2 separate regions of the Homo sapiens genome follow, and region 1 is linked to region 2. A link is an interaction called in ENCODE POLR2A ChIA-PET data of the cell type or tissue named here. Cell type or tissue: GM12878. All regions are shown on one strand. Links, peaks and the distances in the headings refer to the core of each region. The heading gives the core; the rest is flanking DNA. Region 1 overlaps NT5M (5',3'-nucleotidase, mitochondrial). Region 2 overlaps MPRIP (myosin phosphatase Rho interacting protein).

The links. Peaks named below come from ENCODE experiments on the same cell type or tissue, not always from the same donor. Only the 100,000 strongest peaks of a DNase experiment are listed, where the experiment ranks them.
Region 1: POLR2A ChIA-PET joins it to region 2 with 5 read pairs; 7 of 35 experiments call an interaction of 5 or more read pairs at or near these places.

What each region holds. Positions count from the first base shown.
Region 1 is chr17:17,306,008-17,316,728 of GRCh38, reverse strand. It overlaps NT5M (5',3'-nucleotidase, mitochondrial), which reads right to left. Exons shown (of 5, transcript NM_020201.4): 2 at 10,086-10,186. Among named protein-coding and RNA genes, the nearest start is that of NT5M, 8.0 kb to the right of the region's middle. In GM12878, for the core only: no CTCF peak of the experiment used is centred there; no DNase peak of the experiment used is centred there.
Region 2 is chr17:17,187,700-17,200,407 of GRCh38, reverse strand. MPRIP (myosin phosphatase Rho interacting protein) reads right to left here. Exons shown (of 24, transcript NM_001364716.4): 24 at 7,765-12,708. Among named protein-coding and RNA genes, the nearest start is that of PLD6, 12 kb to the left of the region's middle. RefSeq lists a silencer at 7,684-7,773 and enhancers at 7,944-8,609, 8,610-9,277. In GM12878, for the core only: no CTCF peak of the experiment used is centred there; a DNase peak (open chromatin) is centred at 7,707.

The DNA.
Region 1 (10,721 bases), core at 6,409-8,908, 120 kb before region 2:
AAAACAAAAACAAAACAAAACAAAACAAAACAAAAAACAAAACCCTAAGTTATGGCTGGGCACGGTGGCTCACTTCTGTAATCCCAGCACTTCGGGAGGCCGAGGAGAGCTGATCACCCAAGGTTAGGAGTTCCAGACCAGCCTGGCCAACATGGTGAAACCCCATCTCTAATAAAAATACAAAAATTAGCCAGGTGTGGTGGCGGGCGCCTGTAATCCCAGCTACTCAGGAGGCTGAGGCAGGAGAATCACTTGAACCCGGGAGGCAAAGGTTGCAGCGAGCCAAGATCATGCCATTGCACTCCAGCCTGGATGACAAGAGTGAAACTCTGTCTCGAATAAATAAATAAATAAATAAAAACCTAAGTTACAGCTGGGCACGGTGGCTCACGCATGTAATTCCAGCACTTTGGGAGGCCAAGGTGTCAGGAAGTCAAGCGGTTAAGAGGTTAAGACCAGCCTGGCCAACATGGTGAAAACCTGTCTTCACTAAAAACACAGAAATTAGCCAGGCATGTTGGCGAACACCTGTAGTCCCAGCTACTTGGGAGGCTGAAACAGGATAATTGCTTTTACCCGGGAGATACAGGTTGTAGTAGGGAGCCAAGATGGCACCACTACACTACAGCCTGGGGGACAGAGTGAGATTCTGTCTCATTTAAAAAAAAAAAAAAGGCCGGGCATGGTGGCTCATGCCTGTAATCCCAGCACTTTGGGAGGCCAAGGCGGGCTGATCACAAGGTCAGGAGATCGAGACCATTCTGGCTAACACAGTGAAACGCCATCTCTACTAAAAAATACAAAAAAAAATTAGCCGGGCGTGGTGGCAGATGCCTGTAGTCCCAGCTACTTGGGAGGCTGAGGCAGAACAGCATGAACCCGGGAGGCGGAGCTTGCAGTGAGCTGGGATCACACCGCTGCACTCTAGCCTGGGTGATGGAGCGAGGCTGTCTCAAAAAAAAAAAAAAAAAAAAAACAAAAAAACCCTAAGTTAGATCACATCAATCTCTCTTCAACTTCACCCTCCACCCACCCCTGCCACCCCCAACATGCTTCCTAAGTTCCAGTGCCAGCTGTCCAGTTCCTTTATGTTACTCAGACAAACAAAGGCCTGGCCCGGCTCAGGCATTGGCACCTGCTCCTCTCCTGGCCTGCAAGGCCTGTCCCGACTCTTCACTGGCCCATTCATTCTTACTCTTCAGGTCTGATGTCAATTCTCAGCTCCCTAGAGCCAGCTTCCCATTCTACCCAAAGCAGCCCCTTCCCTGTTTCCTCTGCAGCACAGCCCCTTGTTTAGTTCCTTCACTAAGCTTATCACAGTTGGAAATCATTTTAGTTTATATGTTGTCATCTTCCCTGCTGTGAGACCTGCCCTGAAACTGGAGACCTTAGGTGTGTTATTTACATATATATCCCCAGTGCTAGCACAGTACTGGGTGCATATTAAGTCGTAAAATGTATCTGTTTAATGAACCCATGAATAAACTGCCTCTTACTCTAGGCTTCACGACAGTGAGCACCATGTTAAAATCAGGTTTAAGTTCTTATCCTTCTAAATGAGTGGTTTCCTCCAAAATTGTTAAAAAAAAATTTTTTTTTAAATCAACAATTACTGTGGGATTATGCACATGAAGTTATTCATTTGGCAAATATTTTGAGTGTGTGATGTGCCAGGCATCATTCTGGGAACTAAGAATAGAGCCAGAACCAAGACAATCCCTGACCTCAGGGAGCTGACACTCAAAAGAGGAAGGGACAGACACAGACATGCAATTTCAGCTTAGAGTACACACTCAGGGTCATGGGACAGAACGACCAGGAGGGGAGGGCAGAGACCTCAGCTGCAGTGGTCAGGGAAGGCCTCTGTGAGGAGGCAACATGCACGGTTCTCAGTTTGAAAGAGAAAAACAATCTAGCTGTGTAAAGAACTAGGGCAGAAACATTCCAGGAAGATGCAACAAGAACAAAGGTCCTAAGACCAGAAACACGTGTGGCACATCCAAGGGGCAGGAAAGAAGCCAGCGTGACAGGAGCAGAGGAAGACAGAGGTTGGAAAGGAAGGCAGGGTCAGATGGCAGACAGCCTTCCCAGCCTGGCCAAGGGACAGCGGGATTTTACCACAAGATGAAGCCAGCAGAGGGCTTTCAGTGGGGCTAACATCATCTGAATTTGGTTTAAAAAATATCACTCTGACTGCTGGGTGGAGCATATCAATTTGTAAATCTATATTTAAATATGTAGGGGGGTGCACTTCAAAAGGTCTGGAAGCATACACACCAAATTCTTAACTAGAGCAAGAAGAGTGGGCCAAGGTGGGTATATGCAGGGAGAGAGGTCAACTGACACATTTTCACACACGCTCATGCTATTGGAGTCTTTTATAAGAATATATTCGGCCGGGCACGATGGCTCACGCCTGTAATCCTAGCACTTTGGGAAGCCGAGGTGGGTGGACCACCTGAGGTCAGGAGTTAAACACCAGCCTGACCAACGTGGTGAAACCCCGTCTTTACTAAAAATACAAAAAATTAGCCGGGCGTGGTGGCGGGCGCCCGTAATCCCAGGTACTCCAGAGGCTGAGGCAGGAGAATCACTTGAACCCGGGAGGCGGAGGTTGTAGTGAGCCGAGATCGCACCACTGCACTCCAGCCTGGACGACAGAGCAAGACTCCATCTCAAAAAAAAAAAGAATATATTCATATATTCCCGAACAATAAAAAGAATGGTCACCCCTGAAGATATTCCAAACCAAGCTCCTCAGAACCTGAGGCTCTGCCCAGGGAAGCCCTATCTCACGCGCAGAGCTGCTGGAACAGGGCAGGACGTGCCACAAAGGCCATCTCAGGAGAGTCCCCTGGGCGTCTGCTCAACTGTTCCCCTCCTACCTGGAGTCCCCTTGCCCTTCACTACCTGGCAGGTTCCTTTTCATTCCTCAAGATGGCAGCACAATGGCGTGGCCTCCCGGGGAGCAGCAGTTCCTGCCTGCCTGCCTGAGCCCCAACGCCACGATTACTTTGAGATCTATGTTCCAATGTCTGTTTACCAGGGAACTCTTTGAAGGTAAGAACTCTCTTACCTATTTGTGTCCCCGCAGCCCCTGGGATGAGGCTGAGCATGCAGCAGATGCTGGATAAATAGTCATGAGGGTGACTGATCAGCCTTGGTCTCTGCTGCTGGGCCCACATCTCTTGTACTCAGTGCCCACTTCAGCACCAGATACACAGTTATCCACTCAGTTACTGACGAGTCCCTTCGCTTTGTCTAGATACTGGGCACAAACTGACCATAGGAATCTTCTACCAATTTAAGAGCCAAATGGAGATAAAGGACCACTGGGTATGGTCTAGATTTGCATTCCCAAACGGGAATTTCTGCAAAGGTATTAATCGAGAAGCTATGAAAAAATGTTCCAGGCTAGAATACCTTTTTTGGTTTTTGGTGTTTTTTTTGAGACAGATTTTCACTCTTTTTACCCAGGCTGGAGTGCAATGGCGCAATCTCAGCTCACCACAACCTCTGCCTCCAGGGGTTCAAGCGATTCTCCTGCCTCAGCCTCCTGAGTAGCTGGGATTACAGGCATGCCCCACCACGCCCACCACACCCAGCTAATTTTTTATTTTTAGTAGAGACAGGGTTTCTCCATGTTGGTCAGGCCGGTCTCGAACTCCTGACCTCAGGTGATCCGCCCGCCTCAGCCTCCCAAAGTGCTGGGATTACAGGTGTGAGCCAGCACCCGGCCTAGAATATCTTTTTTTAAGAGACGGGGTCTTGCTCTGTTGCTCAGGCAGGAGTACATGGCGTGATCATAGCTCACTGCAGCCTTGAACTCCTGGGCTCAAGTGATCCTCCTGCCTCAGCTTCCCAAGTAGCTAGGACTATAGGGACAGGTCAGCATGCCTGGCTTCTTTTTATTACTATTATTATTTTTTTTTAGTAGAGACAGGAGCTTGCTGTGTTGCCCAGGCTGGTCTCAAACTCCTGAGCTCAGGTGATTCTCCTGCCTCAGTCTCCCAAAGTGATGGGATTACAGGCATGAGCTACCAAACCCCACCCAGGCTAGAATACATTTTTTTTTTTTTTTTTTGAGATGGAGTTTCACTCTTGTTGCCCAGGCTGGAGTACAATGGCGCAATCTTGGCTCACCGCAGCCTCCACCTCCCAGGTGCAAGCAATTCTCCTGCCTCAGCCTCCCGAGTAGCTGGGATTACAGGCATGCACCACCATGCCTGGCTAATTTGTTTGTATTTTTAGTAGAGACGGGGTTTCTCCATGTTGTTCAGGCTGGCCTCGAACTCCTGACCTCAGGTGATCTGCCCACCTTGGCCTCCCAAAGTGCTGGGATTACAGGTGTGAGCCACCGTGCCTGGCCGCTAGAATACTTTTGAAGAAAGCTGCATCCCTTACTACCCCAATGCAGTGTCACAAAGCACACAAGCACTTAAAAGCTCTGAAAAGTACTATGGTGAAGAAGCCAATCTAATCCATTGTTTCCCATACCGTGGTGGCTTAAGGATGCCTTTCTTGCGATATGCCTATTAAATCTTACAGAGCGGCAACAGCAGCAGCTAGCATTTGCTGAGCACCTGCTATGTGCCAGGCACATATACTGAGGACTTTCTCCTTATCTCCATTTTACTGAAACCCAGAAAGTTTAATAACTTGCCTGACATCTGGGAATGAGATTCTGGGGAAGTGAGGATGTGAGCCTGGGCAGCCAATGTCCAGAACCCCACTCCAAACCACTGTGCCCTGCAGCTCCCCAGGACACAGTCATGTGGCTGCAGGTCAGCACATGCTGATCCAGGCCACGAGCAGGGTTTTGAAAGCTTAAGTGTGAATGCTGTACACATATTCTTTGCCTCTCAGACTCCTGCTACAGGAACACGATACATCAAGTTCATACCATAAACCAGAATAAAATTCACTACTCTGCAGGACTTGGACTCACATCCAAAGATAAATTACTACCAAATAAGGTCTACGATTCAACTCAAACTCTGTATTTTGTGTTTCTCTGACACCTATTTATCATATTAGAACTTTAAAAGTTGACAATTTTTAGAGGCATTTATATGACACAATGAAGGCCAAATCATACCTTACATTTGTCATTCAGGTTGCTAAATTCAAGCAAAAATGTGGCCAATAAAAGTTATCTAAGTCTAGAAATAAATCCTTATATTGATGCTCAATTAATTCTCAGCAAGAGTGTGAATACAATACAGTGGGAAAAAAGTAGTCTTTTCAATAAATGAAACTGGGACAACAAGATATCTACATGCAAAAGAATGAAGTTTGACCCCCTACCTCACACCATATACAAAAATTAACTCAAAATGGATCATAGGCCTAAATGGAAGAGCTAAAACTAAAACTCTTTTTTTTTTTTTGAGACAGAGTCTCACTCTGTCGGCCCAGGCTGGAGTCCAGTGGCGCAATCTTGGCTCACTGCAAGCTCCGCCTCCCAGGTTCACGCGATTCTCCTGCCTCAGCCTCCTGAGTAGCTGGGACTACAGGCGCCCACCACCACACCCAGCTAATTATTTTTGTATTTTCAGTAGAGACAGGGTTTCACCGTGTTAGCCAGGATGGTCTCGATCTCCTGACCTCATGATCCACCCGCCTCGGCCTCCCAAAGTGCTGGGATTACAAGCGTGAGCCACCGCGCCCGGCCCAAAACTAAAACTCTTAAAGAAAACACAGGGGCAAATCTTTGTATTTTTTGTATTTTTAGTAGAGATGGGGTTTCACCATGTTGGCCAGGCTGATCTTGAACTCCTGACCTCAGGTGATCCACCTGCCTTGGCCTCCCAAAGTGCTGGGATAAGAGGCGTGAGCCACTGTGCTCAGCCGAATCTTTTTCTTTTTAGACAGGGTCTCGCTCTTGTCACCTAGGCTGGAGTGCAGTGGTGTGAACTTGGCTCACTGCAAACCCTCCCCCTCCCCCCACTCTCTCCACCCCCCTGAGGTTCAAGTGATCCTCCCACTTCAGCCTCCCAAGTAGCTGGGATCACAGGCACGCACCACTATGCCTGGCTATTTTTGTTGTATTTTTAGTGGAGGCAGGGTCTCCCCATGTTGGCCAGACTGGGCTCAAATTCCTGAGCTCAAGTGATCTGCCTGCCTCGGCCTGCCAAGTGCTGAGATTACAGGCCTAAGCCACCACACCTGGCCTCAAGCATCTTTTTATGTGCTTATTGGACATTCTAAATTTTCTTTAAAGAAATGTTCATTCAATCCTTTGTTGAGGTTTTCAATTGGTTTGTCTTTTTTTACTGTTAGCTTTTGGACAAGGTCAGGCACAGGATAACTTACTTTTGGGTATAACACTACATTTTTGTATTTTTTGTAGAGACAGGGTCTCACTATGTTGCCCCAGCTGGTCTTGAACTGCTGGCCTCAAGTGATCCTCCTGCCTTGGCTTTCTGCTGAGATTACAGGCATGAGCCACTGTGCCTGGCTTTTTTTCATTGTTAACTTGGAAGAGTTCTTTATATATTCTAGATACAAGTCTCTTATCAGATACATGATTTATAAATATATTCCCTCATTCTGTAGACTTTCATTTCAATTTCTTAATTTTGTCCTTAGAAACACAAAAGTTAGGCCGGGCGAGGTGGCTCACGCCTGTAATCCCAGCACTTTGGGAGGCTGAGGAGGGTGGATCACGAGGTCAGGAGATCAAGACCATCCTGGCTAACATGGTGAAGCCCCGTCTCTACTAAAAATACAAAAAATTAGCCAGGTGTGGTGGTGGGTGCCTGTAGTCCCAGCTACTCGGGAGGCTGAGGCAGGAGAATGGCATGAACCCAGGAGGCAGAGGTTGCAGTGAGCCAAGATTGTGCCACTGCACTCCAGCCTGGGCAAAAGAGTGAGACTCCGTCTCAAAAAAAAAAACAAAAACCACAAAAGTTTTTACTTTTGGCGTAGTCCAATTTTTGTGTATTTCTCTTTTGTCACTTGCATTTTTGTGTCATATGAAGAAGCCATTGCTGACCCAAGGTCAGCAACTCTGTCTCAAAAACTCTGTCTCAAAAAAAAAAAAAAAAAAAAGATGCTTGAGCATCATTAGCCATCAGAGAAATGCAACCCAAAATTCACAAAATCACTTCACACCCACAAGGATGGCTAAAGTAAAACAGAAATTAACAAGTGTTGACAAAGATGTGGAGAAACTGAAACCTTCATATGATGCTAGTGGGAAATGTGCAATAGTACAATTGCTTTGGAAAATAGTTTGACAGTTCCTCAAAATGTCAAACACAGAATTATCCTATGGCCTAACAATTCCATTCCTAGGTATATTCTCAAAAGAATTGAAAACATCTGTAATCCCACCACTTTTGGAGGCTGAGGCACGAGAACTGCTTGAGCCTAGGAGTTTGAGACCAGCCTAGACAACATAGGTAGATCCTACCTCTACAAAAAATGAAAAATTAGCTGGGTGTAGTAGTGTGCATCTGTGGTCACAGCGACTCTAGAGGCTGACGCAGGAGGATCATTTGAGTCCAGGCGGTAAAGGCTGCAGTAAGCCATCATCATGCCACTGCACTCCAGCCTTTTTGAGATAGGGCAAGACCCTGTCTCAAAAAAAAAAAAAAGAAAGAAAGAAAAAGAATTGAAAACAAGATTCAAACAAATATTTACACGAATGTTCATAGCAGCACTATTCCCAATAGCCCAAAAGTGAAAACTGCCCAAACATCTATCAACTGATAAATGGATCAATACATGTAGTCCATACATTAGATCCATACATATCCAATGGCTGGAATATCATTCAGCCATAAAAATAGTAAGTATTGATAGATGCTGCAACATGAATGAACCTTGAAAACATGTGCTAAATGAAAGAAGCCAGACCCAAAAGACCACATATTATATGATGCCATTTATATGAAATCCCCAGAATAGGCAAATTCCTAAAGACAGAAAGTAGATTAGTGGTTGCCAGGGGCTGGCAGGGAGCACAGGAATGGGGGTGACTGCTGATGGGTACAGGGTTTCTTTTGGGGATGATGAAAAAGCTCTGAAGCGGATATGATGATGGTTGCACAACTTTGTGGATGGTTTTGTAAAACCACTGGATTATATACTTCAAATGGGTGGACTGCACGGTATGTCTCTTTTTTTTTTTGAGACAGAGTTTCACTCTGTTGCCCAGGCTGGAGTGCAATGGTGCAATCTTGGCTCACTGCAACCTCCGCCTCCCAGGTTCAAGAGATTCTCCTGCCTCAGCCTCCCGAGTAGCTGGGATTACAGGCACCCGCCCCCACGCCCAGCTAATTTTTGTATTTTTAGTAGAGATGGGGTTTCACCATGTTGGCCAGGCTGGTCTCGAACTCCTGACCTCTTGATCCGCCCGCCTCGACCTCCCAAAGTGCTGGGATTGTAGGCATGAGCCACGGCGCCCAGCTGGTATGTCATTATTATATGTCAATAAGGCTGTTTTTAAAAATCTCTCAGGGAAGCACATCCTCTGTAATTGTCAACAGGTCACTGAGTGGGGGCTTCAGTCCATAAAACTACTCATTTCACCAGAACAAAACAGAAATATCTCAAGCAATACTACTTCTCTTTCCTTAAACACTTTTTCTAAATGAAGTTTCCCGCTGAACCTCTTTTCCTTCAGCTCTTTGGACAATCTGCAAGTGTCTTCACTTTGTGATTCTTTTTTTGAGACAGAGTTTCAATCTTGTTGCCCAGGCTAGAGTGCAATGGAGCAATCTCAGCTCACTGCAACCTCCACTTCCTGGGCTCAAGCTATTCTCCTGCTTCAGCCTCCTAAGTAGCTGGGATTACAGGCGCCCACCACCACGCCCAGCTAATTGTTTGTATTTTTAGTAGAGACAGGGTTTCTTTTTTTTTTTGGAGGCAGAATCTCGCTCTGTCGCCTAGGCTAGAGTGTAGTGGCGCGATCTTGGCTCACCGTGCAACCTCCGCCTCCTGGGTTCAAACAATTATCCTGCCTCAGCCTCCCAAGTAACTGGGACTACATGTGCATGCCGCCACGCCCAGCTAAGTTTTTATATTTTAGTAGAGACGGGGTTTCACCATGCTACGCAGGCTGGTCTCAAACTCCTGAGTTCAGGCAATCCACCTGCCTCAGCCTCCCAAAGTGCTAGGATTACAGGCGTGAACCACCGTACCTGGCTGAGGCAGGGTTTCATCATGTTGGCCAGGCTGGTCTCGAACTCCTGACCTCAGGCAATCCACCTGCCTCAGCCTCCCAAAGTGCTAGGATTACAGGCGTGAGCCACCGCGCCCGGCTGAGATAAGGTTTCATCATCTTGGCCAGGCTGGTCTCGAACTCCTGACCTCAGGTGATCCACCTGCCTCGGCCTCTCAAAGTGCTGGGATTACAGGCGTGAGCCACCGTGCCCGGCCATTTTGTGATTCTTTAATGTCTGCTCTGTCTGGACTAGAAGCTCCATGAGGGCAAGGACTATACTTTGCTCATTGCTGAAACACTGCGGCCTGCAGTATCTAGCACAGTCAGTTCTGAGATATTTGCTGAATAAATGAGCTTTGAGATGGAGTTTCGCTCTTCTTGCCCAGGCTGGAGTGCAATGGCGCGATCTCGGCTCACCACAACCTCCACCTCCCGGGTTCAAGCGTTTCTCCTGCCTCAGCCTCCTGAGTAGCTGGGATTACAGGCATGTGCCACCATGCCCGGCTAACTTTTTTATTTTTAGTAGAGATGGGGTTTCTCCATGTTGGTCAGGCTGGTCTCAAACTCCCGACCTCACGTGATCCGCCCGCCTCAGCCTCCCAAAGTGCTGGGATTACAGGCATGAGCCACCACGTCCGGGCATTGAATAAATGAGCTTTGAACACCCAGGGAACCAGATCAAATTAAACTGGGTATTTCCTCAAGTTCCTGGATCAAAACATCACAGCCTACAAACCGAGATCATTGTATTTGGTGGTTTTCCCCAGGCTCAGCAATGACGAGGCAAGTGCAGCCTTGCGCAGGGCCAAGGAGAGAGAAAGGAGAAGGCAGAGGAGGGAAGAAGCAGGAAGGAGGTACAGGGCTCAGTGGCTGCTCAGACAAACTTACTGAGTGGCTGGGAGGACAAACTTACTTTTGTAGGCTGGCCATCTCCTTGACAGCTTCCACGGCCCCTGGCAGAGGCTCAAGTTCAAAAAAGAAATTCTTTGACTCCCAAATGCTGATGGCCTTCTCCTGAGAAGTTGAGAAAAGCAAGTTACTTCCAGGGTCCTCAGCACCTTACTGCCCTCATCTTGGGGAGTATGGCCAGGCTATAGGGGGAGTGGTTCTTCATTCCTCTCACTCCCCCAAACACACACCCAAGGACGTACTTCCTGGGGGTAGTGCGGAGAGTATGTGGACTTCGAACCCCTTTCCAGAAAGGACCTGACTTCGTCGGGATCCAGCAGAGACCAGCAAAGGTGTCAGGCCCATGGACTCCTACACCTGCTGGAGCTCTCTGGGACCTGAGGCCAATCATCAGGAACTGCGTGCTTGTTAGGCTGGATTCGAGTGGCCAAAAGCATTGTGGAAACTGAGGCTGGACCAGCTCTTACCATGGTAGTAGAGTCCTTAAACTTGAGAACTGGAGGGACTCAGAGATCTTTAAGGTGCCATGAGGGACAAGGGGGAGGGGGAGACAGGGTAAAAGGACAATTCAGGGAGCTCGAGGATCCTCCCCACATTAACCAGAAGAGCTCTGCTTTTATCGGTTTTATATGTTGAGGTG
Region 2 (12,708 bases), core at 6,397-8,896:
GTAAGGAAGGAGCCTGCACACTGGGGGATAAATTGCTTGTTGAAACTGTGCTGGGTGTGCCTGCTCATCAGACACCCGATCTTGGAAGACGTTATTAAAAGTATAGAAGATCCTTGGCCCACACGTAAAGACTGCTGTGCCAGTAACAGGCAGGCATGCCCAGGAGACCCTAGAACTGCACGCCGGCCTCTGCTCCAACACCTGAGGCGAGTGATGCTAGAAGGCAGGGGCTCGCTGAAGATGAGGGCTGGGGAGGGGGTTGTGTAGTGTGTGTGTCACCTGAAGCCTCTTTTTGCCTACAAGATTGTCTTGGCTCCTCTCAGAGAGAAACTTTAAAAGAAGTAATAAATTTGCCAAGTAGGCTCAGCAGTCACAAAAGAGGCTCTAGGAAGATTCCCCTCTAATTGCCCTCGTCTCCTGGGATGAGCTTTCATCAGCTTAGTGGTTTGGATTCAATGTTGTTAACTATGCGGGCAGTGATACAGCTTGAAAACGGTGAAACCCCATCTCTACTAAAAATACAAAAATTAGCCGGGCGTGGTGTCGGGCGCCTATAGTCCCAGCTGCTCGGGAGGCTGAGGCAGAATGGTGTGAACCCGGGAGGCCCAGCTTGCAGTGAGCCGAGATCGCCTGGGAGACACAGAGCGAGACTCCGTCTCAAAAAAAGAAAAAAGATCGGTCTGGGCAACATGGCAAAACTCCGTCTCTACTAAAAATACAAAAATTAGCTGGGTGTGGTGGTGTGTACCTGTAATCCCAGCTACTCGGGAGGCTGAAAAAGGAGAATTGCTTGAACCCGGGAGGTGGGGGCTGCAGTGAGCCAAGCTCACACCACTGCACTCCAGCCTGGGTGACAGAGCTTGACTCTGTCTCAAAACAAACAAAAAATTCTGATAGTACCATATGCCCTTAACAGTCTGCCCACACTGTTGAATATTCCTAGGTTGTTGGAATGAACCAATGCAATGATGCCATATTTTAAAGCACTATGTTGGTTCTATAGGGTTTTTGTTTTCTTTTGAGACGGAGTTTTCGCTCTTGTCACCCAGGCTGGAGTGTAATGGTGCAATCTTGGCTCACTGCAACCTCCGCCTCCCGGGTTCAAGCGATTCTCCTGCCTCAGCCTCCTGAGTAGCTGGGATTACAGGCGTGTGCCACCACCAAGTCCAGCTAATTTTTTTTTTTTTTTTCTTGGTAGAGACGGGGTTTTGCCACGTTGGCCAGGCTTGTCTTGAACTCCCGACCTCAGGTGATCCACCTGCCTCGGCCTCCCAAAGTGCTGGGATTACAGGCATGAGCCACCACGCTCAGCCAGTTCTATAGGTTTTTAAAGCAACCCACAATTTTTTTTTTTTTTTTTGAGACAGAGTCTCTCTCTGTCGCCCAGGCTGGAGTGCAATGGCGCGATCTCAGCTCACGGCAACCTCCGCCTCTCGGGTTCAAGTGATTATCCTGCCTCAGCCTCCTGAGTAGCTGGGATTACAGGCGCCCACAACTACGCCCGGCTAATTTTTGTATTTTTAGTAGAGACGGGTTTTCACTATGTTGGCCAGGCTGGTCTCGAACTCCTAATGTCATAATCTGCCCACCTCGGCCTCCCAAAGTGCTGGGATTACCAGTGTGAGCCACTGTGCCGGGCCCAATTTTTTTTTTTTAGTCTGATCCAACAGAGTATATTCATGTCAATTTCAGTTTACAATCCTTGCAGTCCCATCAGTTTGTGAGATTATGCCCAGGTCATCCACACTGGAGGTCTGAAAATGTTCTTAGTTGTACTCTAGTTTCACTAGCTGCATAGTTTTCTGGGATAGTCTCAGTCACTTGAATCCTTTAAAGATGAAGCCCAAAGAACCATGGAGATGACTTTAGAGGCATTAACAATGAGCAGCAGAGGCAGCCCTGGGTGGATCCCATCTGGTGTCACTGGGAGTGACATGCCTGAGAGACATCCTACTTTGGGTCCAAGTGGAGGTGCTGACTCAGGGCAGCTGCTACAGTGTGGCTACTAGAGGATCCTTCTCCAGTCTCAGAAATTGAAGCTGAGAATGGACCATTTTCAGAAATTTCATCATGAAGATCCTTACACTCAAAATCTTAAGGTGGCTGGGCACGGTGGCTCATGCCTGTAATCCCAGCACTTTGGGAGGCCAAGGCGGGCAGATCACGAGGTCAGGAGATCGAGACCATCCTGGCTAACATGGTGAAACCCCGTCTCTACTAAAAATACAAAAAATTAGCCGGGCATGGTGGCGGGTGCCTGTAGTCCCAGCTACTCGGGAGGCTGAGGCAGAAGAATGGCATGAACCCGGGAGGCGGAGCTTGCAGTGAGCCGAGATGGTGCCACTACACTCCAGCCTGGGCGACAGAGCGAGACTTCGTCTCAAAAAAAAAAAAAAAAAAAAAAAAAAATCTTAAGGTGATGATGGGTTTCCACATGACTCTTTTCAAGACCACAGCCGACGCCTTTAAAATCATGACTGGCTTATGTGTCGACATGTATTCTCACACTCAAATTTCAGAATAAGGCATGAGGTGGATGTATGTGATGGCACCAACTCTGCTTTCTCTTTTCTAGTGACCACTCAGGCCCTGCCTGCACCTATTCTTACTCATTTTAGGGCTCCATCCATTACTCTGAGCCTTCAACCTGCAGCTCTGCTTTTCGCTGTCTGCAGATGCTGAAGAAAGGCGTCACTAAAGGCCTCGGGCTGCTGGCTGCGATCAGCACCGATGGGAGCTGCCAGGATCCAACCCAGTTTTTAAAAACACACTTGATCAAGATTCACATACCATAAAATCTGCACATTAAAAGCATGAGATTCAGTAGTGGGTTTTAGTATATTAACAAAGTTGTGTAACCATCACCCCAAAAAGAAACACTGTTCCAGTAGTAGTCACTCCCCACTCCGTACTACCCTCCAGCTCCTGGCAATCACTAGTCTACTTTGTCTCACAGATTTGCCTACTCTGGGCATTTCATAGAAATGGAATCCTCTCTGCAGCCTTTTGTCTCTGCCATCTTCACCTCGCGTCATGCTTCAAGGGAATCTGTGCTGCAGCATGTTTCAGCACCTCATTTCTTAGTTTGGCTGAATAACATTCCATTGTATGGATAACAAATTTTGTTTGCCCATTCATTCGTTGGTGGGAATTTGGGTTATTTCTATCTTTTGGCTGTTATGAATAATGCTGCTATAAACATTTGTGTACAAGTGTTTGCACAGACATGTTTTCATTTCTTTAGTATACACCTAGGAGTGAAATTATTGGGTCATATAACACTATTTAACCATTTGAGAAACTGCTAGACTTTTTCCAAAATGGAAGTATCATTTTATATTCCCACCAGCAGTGAATGAGGGTTCCTTTTCCTCCACATCCTTGCCAACATATGGCATGATCTAACTTTCTGATCATAGCCCTTCTAGTGGGTATGGTGTCTCATTGTGGTTTTGACTTGCATTTCTAATGACTTAAGATGATGAATGTCTTTTCATGAGCTTATTGGCCATTTGTATGTCATCTTTGAAGAAATGTCTATTCAAATCCTTTGCCCATTTTTTTGGGTTGTCTTTTTATTGTTGAGTTTTAAGAGTTCTTTGTATATGTTCTGGATATAAGAATCCCTTAACAGATACATAATTTGCAAGCTGGGGACAGTGGCCAACGCCTGTAATCCCAACACTTTAGGAGGTCGAGGCAGGAGGAATGCTTGACCTCAGGAGTTCGAGACTAGCTTGGACAACATAGCAAGATCTTGTCTCTACCAAAAATAAAAAATAAAAAAAATAAAAATAAGATTAGCTGGGCATAGTGGCACACTCCTGTAGTCTGAGCTACTCAGGAGGCTGAGGTGGGAGGATCGCTTGAGCCTGGGAAATTGAGGCTGCACTCCCGCCTGGGCAACAGAGCGAGACTCTATCTCAAAGAAAAGAAAAAGTCATTTGCAAATGTTTCCCTTCTTTGGGTAATAGGTGTTGATGGAATTGTTTGCAGCATGTAAGCTTTTGATTTTGGTATAATCTATTAATATTTTTACAGTTGTTGCTTGTGCTTTGGTGTCATAGCTAAGAAACCATTGCCCAACCCAAGGTCACAAAGATTTGCTCCTATGTTTTTTTCTGTCATATATATAATTTTTTTCTTTTTGAGACAGTCTCACTCTATTGCCCAGGCTGGAGTGCAGTGGTGCAATCTCAACTCACTGCAACCTCCGCCTTCCAGGTTCAAGCGATTCTCCTGCCTCAGCCTCCCAAGTTGCTGGGACTAGAGGCGCCCACCATCACGCCCAGCTAATGTTTGTATTTTTAGTACGGATGGGGTTTTGCTAGGCTTGGTTTCGAACTCCTGACCTCAAGTAATCTGCCTGCCTCGGCTTCCCAAAATGTTGGGATTACAGGCGTGAGCCACTGCACCCGGCCATTCTTGTATATTATATTCCTATCACTCATACTTAGGTCTGTGATCCGTTTTGAGTTAATTTTTGTGTATGGTGCAAGGTAGGAGGCCCAACTTCATTTTCTTTTGCATGTGGATGTCTAGTTGTCCCAGTACCATTTGTTGAAAAGGTTATTGTTTCCTCACTGAATGGTCTGGGCATTATTGTTGAAAATCAATTGACTGTAAATGTAAGAACGCTTTTTCTGAACTCGCAATTCTGTTTCACTGATTTATCAATATCTCTCTTTATGCCAAGACCACACTGTTTGTTTGTTTTTTTGAGACAGAGTCTAGCTCTATAGCCCAGGCTGGAGTGCACTGATGCAATCTTGGTTCACTGGAACCTCTGCCTACTGGGATCAAGCGATTCTTGTGCCTCAGCCTCCCAAGTAGCTGGGACTACAGGCATATGCCACCACGCCTGGCTAGTTTTTGTATTTTTAGTAGAGACAGGGTTTCCCCATATTGGCCAGGCTGGTCTCGAACTCCTGACCTTGTGATCTGCCTGCCTCAGCCTCCCAAAGTGCTAAGATTACAGGTGTGAGCCACTGCGCCCGGCCTTTTTTTTTTTTTCTTTTTTTTGAGACAGATTCTCGCTCTGTCGCCAGGCTGTTATGAAACAGTGTTGGATTTTCAAATGCCAACTGATTTTAAAAATTGCATTTACATAGCTTTACAAAAATAGCGTATGTTAAAACCATAGGAGGCCAGGAGCGGTGGTGCATGCATGTAATCTCAGCACTTTGGGAGGGTGAGGCAGGTGGATCACTTGAGATCAGGAGTTTGAGACCAGCTTGACCAACATGGTGAAACCCCATCTCTACTAAAAATACAAAAAAATTAGCCAGGTATGGCAGTGTGCTCCTGCAGCCCCAGCTACTCAGGAGGCTGAGATGGGAGAATCACTTGAACCCGGGGGGTGGGTGGTGGTGGAGGCTGCAGTGAGCTGAGATCCCGCCACTGCACTCCTGCCTGGGTGACACAGTGAGACTCCATCTCAAAAAAAAAAAAAAAAAAAAAAAAATTAGACAACTGGAATAGCAGACTGAAAATGTGTATCTTTTTATGCCTGTACTTAACTTTTTTTGGCTATGTTTTATACATTTCTTGACTTTTTGTTTTGTTTTTTTGAGACAGAGTCTCACTCTGTAGTCCAGGCTAGAATGCAGTGGCGCGATCTCAGTCACTGCAACCTCTGCCCCCCATGCTCGAGTGATTCTCTCACCTCAGCCTCCCCAGTAGCTGGGATTACAAGTGTGTACCGCCATGCCCAGCTAATTTTTGTATTTTTAGTAGAGATGGGGTTTCACCATGTTGGTCAGGCTGGTCTTGAACTCCTGACCTCAAGTGATCCACCTGCCTCGGCCTCCCAAAGTGGTGGGATTACAGGCGTAAGCCACCATACCTGGCCTCTTAAATTGATTTATTGGTAGAATCAACTTTTTTTCAATGTTATCTGGATAAAAGTTTAGATTCCCACAAATTTCACCCATTTCATTCTAAAGGTTGTGAATATATTGTTTAAAAAACCCAGTTTTTCTTTTTTGAGACAGGGTCTTGCTCTGTTGCCCAGGTTGGCAGTGCAGTGGCACGATCTAGGCTCACAGTAACCCCCACCTCCTGGGTTCAAGCAATTCTTGTGCCTCAGCCTCCTGAGTAGCTGGGATTACAGGTAGGCGCACACCACCATGCCTGGCTAATTTTTGTATTTTTAGTAGAGACAGGGTTTCCCCATGTTGGCCAGGCTGGTCTTGAACTCCTGTCTTGAAGTGATCCACCTGCCTCAGCCTCCCAAAGTGCTGGGATTACAGGCATGAGCCACTGCGCCCAACCTAAAAATCCCAGTTGTTTGTTATTTAAAATTTATTTAGTGGGTCACAATCAGAATTTTTAAAAGTGAACGAAATCATCAAAGTATATATAGTAAGGGTGCATTATTTTGTTAAATTTCAGGTTGTTGGCGTGTGTGTATATTGGGTCATGATGTAAAATGCAGTTTCTTTTTTAAGCAAAAGGTAAAATTTTATTGTAAATAAATCTATTAATAAGAGGGACAGGGATGGGGAATTACAAGACCTTGATTAATAAAAGCATCACCACCATTAGCACTTCTCGTTGTCCCTTTAGCCCCTGAAGGCTTCTTTAACTGGGGCAGTGTACCTTAATTAGATTCTGCATGTAAAGTATTTCTTACAATGGCTTGTGTGTGAACAGGTAAAATCCAAATTTTTATGTGAACTACCGTAATTCTAAAATGCTGAAAACTGGCCAGGCACAGTGGTTCACACCTGTAATCCCAGCACTTTGGGAGGCCAAGGCAGGTGATCACCTGAGGTCAGGAGTTCGAGACCAGCCTGGGCAACATGGTGAAACCCCATCTCTACTAAACACACACACACACACACACACACACAAGCCAGGTGTGGTGGTGCATGCCTGTAATCCCAGCTACTTGGGAGGCTGAGGCGCGAGAATCGCTTGAACTTGGGAGACGGAGGTTGTAGTGAGCTGAGATCGCGCTACTGCACTCCAGCCCGGGCAACAGAGCAAGACTCTGTCTCAAAAAAGAAAAAAAAAAAAAATCCACTGTAATTCAAAAGGAGGTAATCAGGCCCTGGCACTGTGTTCATGCCTGTAATCTCAGCAATTTGGGAGGCAAAGGTGGGAGGACTGCTTGAGTCCAGGAGTTCGACACCAGCCTTGGCCACACAGGGAAACCCCGTCTCTACAAAAAATGCAAAATTAATTGGGTGTGGTGGTGCATGCCTGTAGTCCCAGCTAGTTGGGAGGCTGAGGTGGGAGAATCTCTTGAGCCTAGGAGGCAGAGGCTGCAGTGAACCAAGATCATGCCATTGCACTCTAACCTGGGTGACAGAGTGAGACCCTGCTCCAAAAAAAATAAATAAAATAAAATAAAGGCCGGGCACGGTGGCTCACACCTGTAATCCCAGCACTTTAAGAAGCCAAGGCGGGCGGATCATGAGATGGAGAGCATCCTGGCTAACACGGTGAAACCCCGTCTCTATTAAAAATACAAAAAATTAGTTGGGCGTGGTGGCGTGCCCCTGTAGTCCCAGCTACTTGGGAGGCTGAGGCAGGAGAATCACTTGAACCCCGGGGGCAGAGGTTGCAGTGAGCCGAGATCCTGCCACTGCACTCCAGCCTGGGCAACAGAGTGAGACTGTCTCAAAAAAAAGGAGGTAATGAAACTGAAATCAACCCACTCTAGAGCTGGAGGCTACTGTTCAGTTTGCCTTTTGACCTGCGTGCTTATTTTGCAGATGTCTCTCAACTAAACAAAATCTCATTACACAGCATGCAAAGGGTGATGCAAAAATAGTTTATTATGATATAGTTTATGTAAAGTTAGGTAATATTTACAAAATAAAAATGATCAGCTACATCCAGGGAATCTAGCATGTCACACAAAGGAATAAATATTCTGACAAAGTAACACTTCAATTGTAGTGAATCGTTGATCACAAACTAACTTTGTAAAAAAAAAAAAAGCCTCAAGACGCCCCTCCCCCCCCCCCCCCCAAAAAAAAAGCAGCAGCTCAGCTGGTCAGGCTTTCTTGAGACACTGGCCTGACAGTGGATGGCCCACCCTACCCCGGGGCTCTACTTCTTAGACCCGAGCGCTGTGCTGGAACCTAGGGAGGCGGTACTCATTCAGCCCTTTCTTCTGCACACAGCTTTTAGTCTGTTTGTTAAGCGTTACCACTTAGCATTAGAACAGAAATGAAACACCAGTTGGAATTATACAAGCTGCTTCTTTTCATCATGTGACAGAACGTTTGTGAGAACTGCTGGAATCACAAGCTGCGGCAGAGGTGACTGAAGCATTTCCACTCCGTTCACATATAGCGCCCCAGCTTGGCACAGTAGGTTTTGCCTTTGATAACGAATTTTGACACTGACCCTGACAGAAGGGCACAGCTGTGAGAAAAATCATTAAGAATTGTAATTGTTGAGGAGCCACTTGGATGCTTTCTACCTTTTATAAATTGTACCCTAGGAAAACCACATGAAGTAATTCTTATACTTAACTGGTTTTGAATCCTAACAGTATGTCAGTAGATACGTTGTTAATACTAAAGGTAAATCCTAAAATCCTTTAAAATCCATTTTAATTGAAGCTTGTGATATAAATGTAACACAGTAGTGAACTGAGTGTTCTTCACAATCTATTCCTAGCTGTCTATAAAACTAAGGATGTGACACCACTAACTTCTCAAGGGCAGTGGGGGGCAGGGAGTGATGGGCGTGACCGTGAGGCTGCCAGCGCTGTGTGTGTGGCTGCGCCTCCGAAACACCCTTTCCTCAGGTGGCCGAGCTGCGCCTGGGGAAGGCCCCCACTGAGGCTGTGCCCGAGGAACATGCCGTGTCCACCCCTTGGGACTTGGACGTCCTCTCAGGCCATCCTACATTACTGGAGTCTCCAATTCTTAAGTATTCTGTGACTCAGTGTTTCCTTACCAATCTGACAAAAATAGGTGCTGTAAAAAACAGCTGCATCTAAGTTCTGCAGCCTCCACGGAATTCCAGGATATGACCAAAGGGCTGGGGAATCCAAACAGCTCCAGTGCTCCACAGAGCCCTGCCCAGTGAGTGGTCTTGAAGGTTCTCAGAAACTGCACATTTAGACCCTGATCCCAGAACTGTGCCTTCAACCAAGTCTCCCTAGGATAGCGTTAAATTACTGTGCAGAAGTCTGGTCAAGATGGCACCATCATTTTCTTAATTTTCCTGATTTTCCTTAAGGACTCTGGCTCTACCAAGAAGAGGCAATAGAGAATTCTTTCAATGAAACAATGTATGGATACAGGGCTATCGTTATTTTGGATATTGTACACTTTAAAACCATCTGTTAGATGACCAAACGTTTTACAAAGATGCAGCAGTCATTAAAAACATTTCCTTATAATGCTGGGCGGGCTTCAACGGTGCAGTCAACCCTGTTCTCCCCATCTTAAAAAGGGGTGTCTAAGATTTTTTTAAAAACCCATACAAACTCTGTCACAAAAATCCCTGCAGTAACTTCTCAGTAATATTTACATTGCTTGCTCTAAATAATATACAGGTTATTTTGAAGAAAATAAACACAGCTGCTTTTAAATACAGAGAAATTGCAAGCTACACCAAGCATGCAGTAGCTTAAGTATTCACAAAGTACTGCATCCGAACACCTAAGGACTCGGACCCAAGACGTGTTCAGACAGAAACTTGCCCCATCTCTAGGGATGATCTAGTGTTGAGCTACTGACTCCCCTACCCTGCCAAGAGCCTTTTCTTTTGTTGAAGGATTTCAGAGAAGGGAGATGTCTTCCCTTTACAGAGAAGCAAGAATACTTGAAGCTCACAGTTCTGAAAAGGGCAAAAGAATGAACAGGGTCTTGTCCCTGGCAGACAAAATTTGAGATAACTGATAATGTTCCTTTCCATGCTGGGTTTATGCCAGGCTTTCCTTTTAAAGAGCCTACAGCACGGTATTACTAGCCTTCAGCTCAGGCTGGTTCTTAACTGCCCATCAGCTGTGGACACATGCCCTTGCTGAAAGCTGTTTGGCCCAAATGTGTAAACACAAGAACTGTACAAAGGTAAAACGAAGAGCCCCCTCTAAGGGGTGGCTGCAGAACAACCTGCCGTAGCTGCTGTGCAAGGAAGAACGGCCATCTCAGAACGTTCTGTTGCTTGGCATTGAGAACAGTGGTGGCCTTCACCTTTCGATGTGAAGATGACCGTTCACTGGATGAAAAATCTACTGAGTTTACATCTTTAAAGTGGGTGGTGGCATGGAGAAGCCAGGGGAAGGAAGAAGTGTGCTTGTATATGGCACCTCCAAGCCTGAAGTCCGTGGAAAACCCACGTTCAGCTGCTATTACCTACTGGAGACGCTCGCGCTGAGCGGGCTAGGAACCTCTCTAGAGAAGAATGCTGGAGGGCAGGAAAGCCCAGGAAGGTGAAAGGTGCGAAAACAGTGGGTAGATACCTTAATTCTAAGGAACTTTTTAATAAGCAAGTTCCCAGCAGCTTTCTTCCCAAGTCCTTTTAGAAAGTGGGCTCTTTTGCCAGCACTGAGAACCTTCGCTCACTTCAGCTGAAAGGAGAAAACACAGGGCTGATCCCAGCTTGCAGGGAAGGGGAAACGAAACGTTGTCTCTGGCCTGTGTCACCTCTTAGTGCTCCAACAGGGACCTTAGGGCAAGTTACAACTTGTTTAGAAAGCAAATTCCTTGTACAACAGACCTATGGCTCCCCTAGCCAGGACTTTTATCTCATGCCCTAAAACGAATGAAGTTCCCAGGAAAGTGAAGCTTCTCATCAACATGACAAATTTTCTTTAAAATTTCAACATCAAATTCCTTTGAAGTATAATATCATACATTTCCATTCTTTATAGAACTTTGACAATACTTAATTTCTTTCTCCCTTAGTGACAAAGGGGTCACAGTTTTTTTTTTTTACCGTATCTTATAGGCCAGGCGTGGTGGCTCACGCCTGTAATCCCAGCACTTTGGGAGGCCGAGACAGGCGGATCACGAGGTCAGGAAATCGAGACCATCCTGACCAACATGGTGAAACCCCGTCTCTACTAAAAATACAAAAAAATTAGCCAGGCGTGGCGGCAGACACCTGTAGTCCCAGCTACTCGGGAGGCTGAGGCAGGAGAATGGCATGAACCTGGGAGGCAGAGGTTGCAGTGAGCCGAGATCATGCCACTACACTCCAGCCTGGACAACAGAGCGAGACTCTGTCTTGAAAACAAAAAACAAAAAACAACCCCCCTCCACCCAAAAAAACCCCCACTATATCTTATAAAGGAAAGTCTTATAAATTCCAAGCTTCTTTAGGACCATGTTAGGCAAACTCTTCTTTTCAGGAAAAGTTAATGTTGATGTGTCACATTCTTTTCTAAGTGCGAACTGTCTTAGAACTTACCCAAGTCAGTGAATGAGTAGCTGGGAGAAAGGGGTATGTGGCCAGCCATTAAAGTCACCCAACATACAAAGGAGCAGGGGCCAGCAGAGCTTCCCCTACACCCCAAATTAGGCTGCAGGTCATATGCAAAACCTAGGAGGCCAAACAGGATTACTTGTTTGTGTAGGGACCTGGCTGCCAACAGGGACCCCACACAGGGTGGCCTTGGCCTCCAGGGCCCTGCAACACCTAGCGGGCTCTGCTGTGTCCCAGCTCCGTGGCACCCGGCAGCCTCCCAGGAGACAGCCAGGCAGGAGTGATGATCAGGATTGTGTTCAGTTTTCAGCATGTTTCCATGTACCCAAAAGTTAAGAGTCCCATCTACCTCTATAGTAAAACAAAATGATAGTAAATACATTCCATAAAAATGTTTTTCAAGCCATCAGTTTTGTTTCCGGCCTTATCTGTCAGTATTCCTTTCAGGCACATTCTGAGATTCACAACTGTGTTCTTTAAACAGCCAAAATTCCCTCTTCTCCAGCATGAGCTGGAGGGTCAAGGGGTGATGGGAGCTGGTGGCTGCTGCAGAAACAGGTTCTTGCTGGGCCTTCCAACTCACTAAGCAGGCTGTGGGGCCTTGCTCTCCATGCTCTTCTGCCTTCATACTTGCTGAATCCGAAGGCAAGATCCTCTCCGATGTTACCTCTTGTTCAATAAACCTGCAAATTCGCGATACTGCCACCTCTAGTCGCCCTGGGATGTCCACTGCATCACCCACTTAGCACAGGCCCATTATGACTCCCTGAAGCACAGGCTTCCAGCTCAGAGGGCAGCGCACTGTCTCCACCCCTGCCCAATGATCCACTCAGACCCGGGAGGCTGTGGACAGCGCGTCCTCTGAAATGCTGGTCTCCACACCTGCCTGGGGCTGGGGCACCATGGGTGGATAAAGAAACTGACCAGCAGAAAGTGACTATTCTGCACGTGCAGGCGTGCACACAAGGTAATTACCCACAAGCCTGCAGAAACTCACACGAGCACAACTGCCTCGCTTTCCCATTCATATGTGTGGCACAGCTTACTGGCTGGTGCTAGCATACTACACATAAATACATTTATAGGAAAATAATTAAAATGCTGAAGTCTATCTATTTGAACTTCTTCCTCATCGGTAAAGCTGGGAAAGCTCACTACTGTGTAGCTGGTGCCAAGGAGCAGCCTGAGACCCCGCCTGCAGCTGTCCCTAAGACTTTCCTCTCCCCATACAGAAACCAGTTCTACTTCTTCACTGTTCTTCTTTCTTCCCTCTGGAATTCAGGGGTTAAATCCCTTCCAGGGTATTTGGAT